Linked DNA regions of Homo sapiens: region 2 is linked to region 1. A link is an interaction called in ENCODE POLR2A ChIA-PET data of the cell type or tissue named here. Cell type or tissue: GM12878. All regions are shown on one strand.

Region 1 (5,000 bases):
CCATTAACACCTACTTATACCTTGATTAATTATATGAAAACCATTCAGTGTACAACTGCTTCAAGGATTGAAACCTTGTATGTAGTCCCAGCTACTCTGGAAACTGAGGTAGTAGGATTGCTTGAGGCCTGAAGTTCAAGGCTGCAGTATGCTGATTGTGCCTGTGAATAGCCACTGCACCCCAGCTTGGGCAGCATCAGAATTATAGAGACAGAAAGTAGAATGATGGTTGCCAGGGGTTGCAGGAAGGGCAGCGAGAGGGAATTACTGTGTAATGTGTACAAGGTTTCAGTTTGGGAAGAAGAAATGAGTCCTGGAGATGGATTACGGTGATGGTTGCACAGCAGTATGAATGTACTTAATACTACTGAATTGTATACTCGAAAGGGTTAATATGGTGAATTTTATGTGTATTTTATCACAATAAAAACATTGAAAAATAAAACAATCTTTGTATGTATATGTATATATGTGTGTGTATATATGATATATATGATTGATATATATATATCAGTAGTAAGAAAGGGAATAAAAACTGATGAGGCAAAATGCCCTTTAGAGTGAAGAAGGCCTTACCACTTGGATTTACAACTTTAAGTCCAAGTAGACAATAATAGAAACTTGACATTGGTATAGCACAATATTTATAGTAATCTAAATATCCATCTGTAGGCTGGGTGTGTTAGCTCACACCTGTAATCCCAGCACTTTGGGAAGCCAAGGCGGGTGGGTTCTTTGAGGTCAGGAGTTAGAGATGAGCCTGGCCAACATGGTGAAACTGTGTCTTTACTAAAAATACAAAAATTAGTCGGGCATAGTGGTAAGTGCCTGTAGTCTCAGCTACTCTGGAGGCTGAGGCAGGAGAATTGCTTGAACCTGGGAGATAGAGGTTGCAGTGAGCTGAGATTGCACCACTGCCTGGGCAACAAAGCAACACTGTCTCAGGGGGAAAAAAAAAAAAAATATATATATATATATATATATATATATATATATATATATATATATATATATATGGTGTAGAGAACTGATGTAAATAAAGTACATCAAAGGTAGTACTTTACTTACAGACTGGTACTTTGTCCTGATATGGAATGATCTCTAAGATACATTAACAGAAAAAGCAAGGTACAGAACAATATATAGTGTGCTTTCATTTGTGGGAAATGTCTCTAGAGATGTTTTGTAGCCATAGAATATTCCTAAAAGGATATGCAAGAAACACTGTTTACCCTATTTTACCTTATCTCGTGCATATATTTATTCAAATAAATAATTTAGAATTTTCAAAGAAAGGAAGCACTGAATAAATATTTGATAAATGACAACTTAAATTTTTGCTCAAGCAACAGTTTTACATCGATATAGTATATCCCTATCTAGGGGGCAGAAATTGAGCACCTAGCCCAGCAAGTTTTTTTGTTGTTGTTTGTTTGTTTTGGTTTTTTGCCCTGGCTGGAGTGAAGTGGCACAATCTCAGCTTGCTGCAACTTCCACCCCCCAGGTTCAAGCTATTCTCCTGCCTCAGCCTCTCTTGTACCTGGGATTATAGGTGTCTGCCACCACACCCAGCTAATTTTTGTATTTTTATTAGAGATGGAGTTTTGCCATGTTGGCCAGGCTGGTCTCCAACTCCTGACCTCAGGTGATCCACCCCCCTCAGCCTCCCAAAGTGCTAGGATTACAGGCTTGGGCCACCGCGCCTGGTAAGTTTTTTTTTTTTTTTAATTATTTATTTTTTTGAGACAGAGTCTCACTCTGTTGCCCAGGCTAGAGTACATTGGTGCTTGCTGCAACCTCCGCCTCCGGGGTTCAAGTGATTCTCCTGCTTCATCCTCCTGAGTAGTTAGGATTACAGGCCTGCCACCACGCCCAGCTAGGAAGGTTTTTTTTTTAATATGACACTTATAAACTTAATTTGATTGATAGTGATAATAGTATTCATTGTGTTTTGTGAAATATATTCTAAATTCCCTATTTACATAGTGAAGTAAAAAAGGTGCACTAACTCCCGGGATACATCATTCTCTCTGTCCTTAGAGGAAGCAAAGTATATTAGTTATTGCTGTATAACAAATAACCCAAAACTCAGTAGATTAAAACAACAACAAATATGTATTACGTCTCTCAAGAATTTGGTAATAGCTTAGCTCTGGGGAGGTTCTGGCTTAGGGTCTCTTAAAAGCTTGAAATCTGGCTAGGCACGGTGGCTCATGCCTGTAATCCCAGCACTTTGGGAGGCCAAGGCAGTCGGATCACGAGGTCAGGAGATCGAGACCATCCTGGCTAACACGGTGAAACCCTGTCTCTACTAAAAACACACACAAATTAGTCGGGTGTGGTGTTGGGCACCTGTAATCCCAGCTACTGGGGAGGCTGAGGCAGGAGAATGGCATGAACCTGGGAGGCGGAGCTTGCAGTGAGCAGAGATGGCACGCTACTGTACTCCAGCCTGGGCAACAGAGCAAGACTCCGTCTCAAAAAAAAAAAAGCTTGAAGTCTGATGGAGTTCTGTGGTGACACATTTACATGGCTGGCACATTCATGCTGTTTAGGGGGAAGTTTCATTTCCTCCCAATGTAGGCCTCTTTCAGGGCTGTCTGAGTACTCTTATACGGTGGCTGGCTTCTCCCTAAACAAGCAATCTAAGAGAATAAGGCAAAAGCCATAGTCTACTCTATGACTTTGCCGCAGAAGTCACTCACTGTCACTTCCTCCTTGTTCTGTTGGTCAGTATTCTGACATCAAGTGGTACATGGCAATACATTTCTTTTTTTTTTTTTTTTGACACGTAGTCTCGCTTTGTTCCCCAGGCTGGAGTGCAGTGGCGCAATCTCACTTGCAAGCTCTGCCTCCTGGGTTCACATCATTCTCCTGCCTCACCCTCCCAGGTAGCTGGGACTACAGGCGTCTGCCACCACGCCCAGCTAATTTTTTGTATTTTTAGTAGAGACAGGGTTTCACGGTGTTAGCTGGGATGGTCTCGACCTCCTGACCTCGTGATCTGCCCGTCTTGGCCTCCCAAAGTGCTGGGATTACAGGCATGAGCCACTGAGCCTGGCCATGGCAATACATTTCTGACACCACCCAAGAATTAGCATAGACCTCACAGGTCAAAGGGCATGGTCCTCAACAAGACTGTCCTCACTTCAGATGCCAGCTGTACTTCGGAGGTACCCCCAGCCACCTGCATTTTCGACCAAGTGGCTACAGATTTGGAGAGTCCCATGACCCTCTTAGAACCAGCTTTTGATTTCGTTGGTTTTCTTATTGTTTTTAGTTCCTTTAAAGTTAGGTTGGTTGATTTGAGGTCTTTTTACTTTTTTTTTGAGACGGAGTTTCACTCTGTTGCTCAGGCCAGAGTGCAGTGGCACAATCTCAGATCACTGCAACCTCTGCCTCCCGGGTTCAAGCAATTCTCCTGCCTCAGCCTCCCGAGTAGCTGGAATTACAGGTATGCGCCACCATGCCCAGATAATTTTTGTATTTTTAGTAGAGGTGGGTTTTCCCCATGTTGATCAGGTTGGTCTCAAACTCCTGACTTCAAGTGATCCAATTGCCTTGGCCTCCCAAAGTGCTGGGATTACAGGTGTGAGACACTGTGCCTGGCCAACTTTTTAGAAACAAGGTCTTGCTCTGTTACCCAGGCTGGAGTTCAGTGGCTTTTCTCAGGTGTGATCATGGCACACTGCAGCCTCGCACTCCTGGCCTCAAGTGATTCTCCCACCTTAGCCTCCTGAGCAGCTGGGACTACAGGCATGTGCCACCACTGCTGGCTGAGGTCTATTTTGATGTGAGCATTTACAGCTATAAATTTCCCTCTTAGCATTGCTTTCACCACATCCCATAAGTTTTTGTTAAGTTTTCATTTGTCTCAAGGTACTTTGTAATTTCCTTTTTGATTTATTTTTTGACTCGTTTAGGAGTGTATTATTTAATTTCCACTGGCTTATTTACTCCAAATTCTAAGGATTTAGAGTATCCTTTCCAGGAACAAAGGGCAGTCAAAGTCTTTATTATACAACAGTCACATAGATTAACCCTGATTCATTGTTGGAGGAGACTGTAAAAAGGCCTGAATACCAGGAGGCAGCAATCACTGGTGGCTATTTTGGAGGCTGGATAGCACAGAAAATCATTGGCTCACAAGCTAGCTTACCTAAGGTGTCCACATAAATTTTTTTTTTTTTCTTCTTTTTTTGAGACAGAGTTTCGCTCTTGTTGCCCAGGCTGGAGTGCAATGGCACAATCTTGGCTCACTGCAACCTCCGCCTCCCGGGTTCAAGCGATTCTCCTGCTTCAGCCTCCCGAGTAGCTGGGATTGCAGGCATGCACCACCACGCCCGGCTAATTTTGTATTTTTAGTAGAGATGGGGGTTTCTCCATGTTGGTCAGGCTGGTCTCGAACTCCTGACCTCAGGTGATCCACCCGCCTTGGCCTCCTAAAGTGCTGGGATTACAGGCGTGAGCCACCGTGCCCGGCCTGTTCTCCTTTTCGATCCTCCCAATAAGTCAGGTTTTTTAGTAGAAAGTTACTTTGTATAATCAGCACCAGTAAGCAAGTAAGTAACTTCAGCCACTTGAAAGTACCTAATGTGAGGCCAACTTTAGGGGAAATTTATTTGTAAGTTTTGTGTATCCGTTGTATAGTTGCAGTTGATAAATCCAGAAAACTAGATTTTCAGCAGCTGGTTGTGGTAGCTCACGCCTGTAACCCCACCACTTTGGGAGGCCGAGGTGGGTGAATCACGAGGTCAGGAGTTCGAGACCAGCCTGGTCAACATGGTGAAACCCTATCGCTACTAAAAATACAAAAAAAAGGTCAGGAGTTTGAGACCAGCCTGGTCAACATCCTGAAACCCTATCTCTACTAAAAATACAAAAAAAATTAAAAATAAAAAAAATTAGCATAGTGGCAGGCACCTGTAATCCCAGCTACTCGGGAGGCTGAGGCAGGAGAATCGCTTGAACCTGGGAGGCAGAGGTTGCAGTGAGTCGAG
Region 2 (5,000 bases), 250 kb before region 1:
TACAGGCGTGTGCCACCACACCCAGCTAATTTTTGTATTTTTAGTAGATGTGGGGTTTCACTACGTTGGCCAGGCTGGTCTTGAACTCCTGACCTCAAGGGATCCGCCTGCCTCGGACTCAAAAAGTGCTGGGATTACAGGTGTGAGCCACCACGCCCGGCTGACAGTCTTATCATTAATTATGAGAACCATAAGCTCTAGCAAAATACACTACTTGGTTGGTATTTCAATATACATACATATGTTGGAGATAAGGATGATGAGATTGAAAGCAGAACAGTGTCTCCACACATATATAAGCTTTCAGCTCCCCGTGGCCCAATAGCTCATTAATTCAGTGTATACTCTAAACCACTACAAGAGCAAATTAAAATGAGTAAATATAAGTGAATCTTTCAACTGCGTAAACATATTTTATGACCAGTTTCCCATAAAGCATACTACCCACATCTGCATTTCTCAGACGGTTCTAACTGATATAAGGACCTCACTAAGCAGACGCTCTGGAACATACTACAATATTTTCAGAAAACAGAGAAGAATACAAATGAGTGATGCATATCTCTAGCGTTAAGAAAAATGCAGGTGTCCATATAACAGGGAACAACAATGTCTTGGAAGAATGGTGCTTTTTGTATAAAAAGCAGAACTGATAAAAATGTATTACAGTAGTAACATATATTACCAAATTTAGGGGTTGAGAGAAGGAATTAATCTTTACAGAAGATTAAGCAACTCTTCAGACATACCAGTGTTCCCAGTAGACATACTAGGAATATTTCACCAGCAGGAAATCACCCTGCCACCACTGACAGCATTACTCCAAACAGGCTGGAATCCAATTACATTAATTTGCATTACTGATTCCCTCTCCAAAGTCCAAAAATTACATGAAGCAATGCTTAAGAAACCAACTGGGAAAACAGAAGAGAAGGAAATCATGTGAGCTTTTCAGTGTACAGGGGGCAAATACTGAATGAGCTAGCCAAAGAATGTCCTTCATTCTACAACAGTAACTGTAAAACTACCCCATAACATTTTCTATAGGATACAAGGAAAATGACCTAGTTTCTAAACTTCAATCTAGCTGAAGGACTATAACAAAGAACTGTCACTCCTCTTCTCAAAACTCTCTAGCATTACTCATTTCACTCAGAATAAATTCCAAACCCTCAGCAATTCTTATGAGGTTCCATATGACCTGGACCTACATCTATAACTTCAGTTCCTGTCACCTTCTTTCACCTTCTTTGTCACCTACTATTCTGTAAGGGCCAAGAATTATATGAAACTGTACACAACATCATTACTTTTCATGGAAATATAATTCAAGATCACGAGATGCCACTACACATTCACAAAAATAATTAAAACTGTAAGGAATGATTATTCATAAGGAGTCACACAACAAAACAAAACAAAACAGACTGCCATTCCCAGGTGTAGTGGAGGATGCTGAATAATAGCAAATCTCACATACCGTAGGTGCAAATGTAAATTTATAAAACTATTTTAGAAAAACGTTTGGCAAAAGCTACTAACTCTAAACAGGGTTATACTTGACAGTGTAGCAATTCCATTCCTGGATATAAACACCAAAGAAAGGAGTGTTTGCATTCATCAAATAACATGTAGACAAATGTGCATAGGGGTTTTATTCATAATAGCCTAGAACTGGAAACAAACAAAATATCTACCACAGTAGAACAGATTAATAAATTGTGGTCCATTCAGACAATGTAATACTTCATAGCCATAAAAAAAGAATGCTATATATGACATGGACAAATCTCATAAACAATACTGAGTGAAAAATCCCAGTTACAAAAGAGTACATACAAGATAATTCCATTTATATAAAGTTCACAAACAGGCAAAAATAATCTACGGTGACAGAAGTAGAATATGGCAATTACCTTTAATTGTTGGTTTGTCTTTTTCTAAACTAGAGCTACTAAACGGAAAGGAGCATGAGGGAGCTGGAAGTATTCTATATATTGATCTAGGTGGTTGTTACACAAGTGTATACACATATATAAATTCACAGAGCTGTACACTTAAGATCTGTGTACTTCACAGTATTGTAAAAAAAACATTTTGAAAATATAAATACACTCAAAAATATATATACAAAGTGTAAATTAAGTTAGAACTCAATATGCTGCACCGCCCACTCCTCTGGGAACTTTTTGGTTCTCTCAGGCCTTCATTTACTTTACTATTATTTTTACTTATTCAAGGAAAAGGAAAGAAGATACTAAGTAGGTAATTTATGCTCAAATAATTGCTTACCTTTAACAAAGGGCAGCTGCAAAGGTTTGGAAAGGAGAGTGGAAAATTAACCCCAAGAAGGAAATCCTTGTTCCTCAGGTATCTCTGGTGGCTCTCCCCTTCTGGCGCTCCCCAGGAGCGTAGCTGATGGAGCCTGTAGGAGGCTTTCAGAGACAGGAAAAGAGCTAACCATCTGAAACAAACCACAGCAGACACGCTTATTCAGTGCTCCATGGAGGTTTGAGGGTCGTTCATAGCAGCAAGGATTGTCTCTCATTAACATAACTCTTTTGTAAATCTTTATCATTTTAGAAACAGTTCTTTCCTACTTTCCTACTTTCAGATACATTATTTCGCATTACATGGTTTGCTACTATGAAAACTAAAATCCTCCGCAAAGCTCCTATCAGTATTTAAAAAAATTTGCCAGGCGCAGTGGCTCACGCCTGTAATTTCAACACTTTGGGAGGCCGAGGCAGGTGGAACATCTGAGGTCAGGAGTTTGAGACCAGGCTGACCTAGATGGCAAAATACAGTCTCTACTAAAACTACAAAAGGGCGTGGTGTCAGGCACCTGTAATACCAGCTACTTGGGAGGCTGACGCATGAGAATCGCTTGAACCTGGGAGATGGAGATTGCAGTGAGCCGAGATTGCCCCATTGTACTCCAGCCTGGGCGACAGAGCGAGACTCTGTCTCAAAAAAAAAAAAAAAAAAAAATTCACCTTGGCCGGGCACAGTGGCTCACACCTTTAATCCCAGCACTTTGGGAGAATGAGACAGGCAGATCAATTGAGGCCAGGAGTTCGGGAACAGCCTGGCCAAAATGGTGAAACCTCACCTCTACAAAAAAAAAAGAATACAAAAAATTAGCCAGGCGTGGTTGTGCACGCCTGTAATCCCAGCTACTTGGGAGGCTGAGGCAGGAGAATAACTTGAACCCAGGAAGCGGAGGTTGCAGTGAGCCAAAATCGAGCCACTGCACTCCAACCTAGGCGACCGAGTGAGACTTCATCTCGGGAAAAAAAAAAAATTCCTTCATATTAAGGAGATAACCATTTCTGATTACATAAATCAAAAGTAATAAAATCAGTGAGAACCATTATACCAGAGAACAGAGAATTAAACTTCCCAGAACACTTGAGGCAGGCTATGCTGCAATCACTAACTAAATGAATCACCAGCCTCCGTTTGCCCTGTAGAAACAAGTAAACAAGACTTACTAGAAATTATGGGAGAAAAGCCTAAACAGTTTATATTTAAGGGGTGTGTGTGTGTCTGTGTGTGTGTGTGTCTGTGTGTGTCTCTGTGTGCGTATACATACATATATATATATATATATATATATATATATATATATATATATATATATATTCTTGTTCTGTTGCCCGGGCTGGGGTACAATGGCATGATCTAGGCTCACTGCAACCTCCACCTCCTGGGTTCCAGTGATTCTCCCACCTCGGCCTCCTGAGTAGCTGAAACAGGCGCGTGGCACCATGCCTGGCTAATTTTTGTGTTTTTATTACAGACGGGGTTTCAGCATGTTGGCCAGGCTGCTCTCAAACTCCTGACCTCAGGTGACCCACCTGCCTCGGCCTCCCAAAGTGCTGGATTACAGGCATGAGCCACTGCGCCTGGCCTATTTAAGATATATTATGAAGCATCATACAATTACTAAATGAGCAAAAGAAAGGTACAATTCACTTATGAATAACAAATTACAGTCTTTTTGTTTGTTTTGTTCTGTTTTGAGACCGAGTCTCATTCTGTTGTCCAGGTGGGAGCGCAGTGGAGCGATCTTGACTCACTGCAACCTCCACCTCCTGGGTTCAAGCAATTCTCCTGCCTCGGCCTCCCGAGTAGCTGGGACTACAGTGGTGTACCACCACACCCAGCTAATTTTTGTATTTTTGGTAGAAATGGGGTTTCACCATGTTAGCCAGGCTGGTCTTGAACTCCTGACCTTAAGTGATCCACCCACCTTGGCCTCCCAAAGTGCTGGGATTACAAGTGTGAGCCACTGCGCCTGGGCCTGGTCAACAAACTGTACTATTTTTTTTTTTTTTCTTGAGACGGAGTTTTGAACTTGTTGCCTCAATTGATCCAGGCTGGCCTCAACTGATCCAGGCTGGAGTGCAATGGCATGATCTCAGCTCACGGCAACCTCCACTTCCCAGGTTCAAGCAATTCTCCTGCCTCAGCCTCCCAAGTAGCTGGAATTACAGGCATGCACCACCATGTCCGGCTACTTTTGTATTTTTTAGAGATGGGGTTTCTCCATGTTGGTCAGGCTGGTCTTGAACTGCCGACCTCAGGTGATCCACCCGCCTCGGCCTCCCAAAGTGTTGGGATTACAGGCATGAGTCACCGTGCCCAGCCTACAAACTTTATTCTTAACAAAAGAAAATTAATGACAAGTTCTCTAAGATGATATCATATTAAATATTTAATTCCACAGTATTCAATATCTATCCCATTTATTCCTAACTGGCCTCTTATCAAGCAATAAGCAAACCTCTCACCTGGCCAAAAGTCCCTGAAGCATAAGGTTTGCCATTTCTGCTGGAGATATATCAATAAAGCGAAGGAAAGAGAAACAGCTTTCTTCATTAATACCTGAAATATAAAAGACAATTTGAAACCCAACAGCAAACCAAGAGACGATGCTCAGTTAAAGCCTGCTCAACTGCTGAGTTTTGACTTAAGAACAAAAACACTATTCTAAA

What was found. Peaks named below come from ENCODE experiments on the same cell type or tissue, not always from the same donor. Only the 100,000 strongest peaks of a DNase experiment are listed, where the experiment ranks them.
Region 2: POLR2A ChIA-PET joins it to region 1 with 5 read pairs; 2 of 35 experiments call an interaction of 5 or more read pairs at or near these places.

Annotation. Positions count from the first base shown.
Region 1 is chr15:41,288,711-41,293,710 of GRCh38, forward strand. All of the region lies in intron 2 of OIP5-AS1 (OIP5 antisense RNA 1), which reads left to right. Among named protein-coding and RNA genes, the nearest start is that of OIP5-AS1, 8.5 kb to the left of the region's middle. In GM12878, no CTCF peak of the experiment used is centred here; a DNase peak (open chromatin) is centred at 2,611; H3K27ac peaks cover 1,252 bases.
Region 2 is chr15:41,042,612-41,047,611 of GRCh38, forward strand. It overlaps INO80 (INO80 complex ATPase subunit), which reads right to left. Exons shown (of 36, transcript NM_017553.3): 23 at 4,797-4,890; 24 at 2,293-2,464. Among named protein-coding and RNA genes, the nearest start is that of INO80-AS1, 28 kb to the left of the region's middle. In GM12878, no CTCF peak of the experiment used is centred here; no DNase peak of the experiment used is centred here.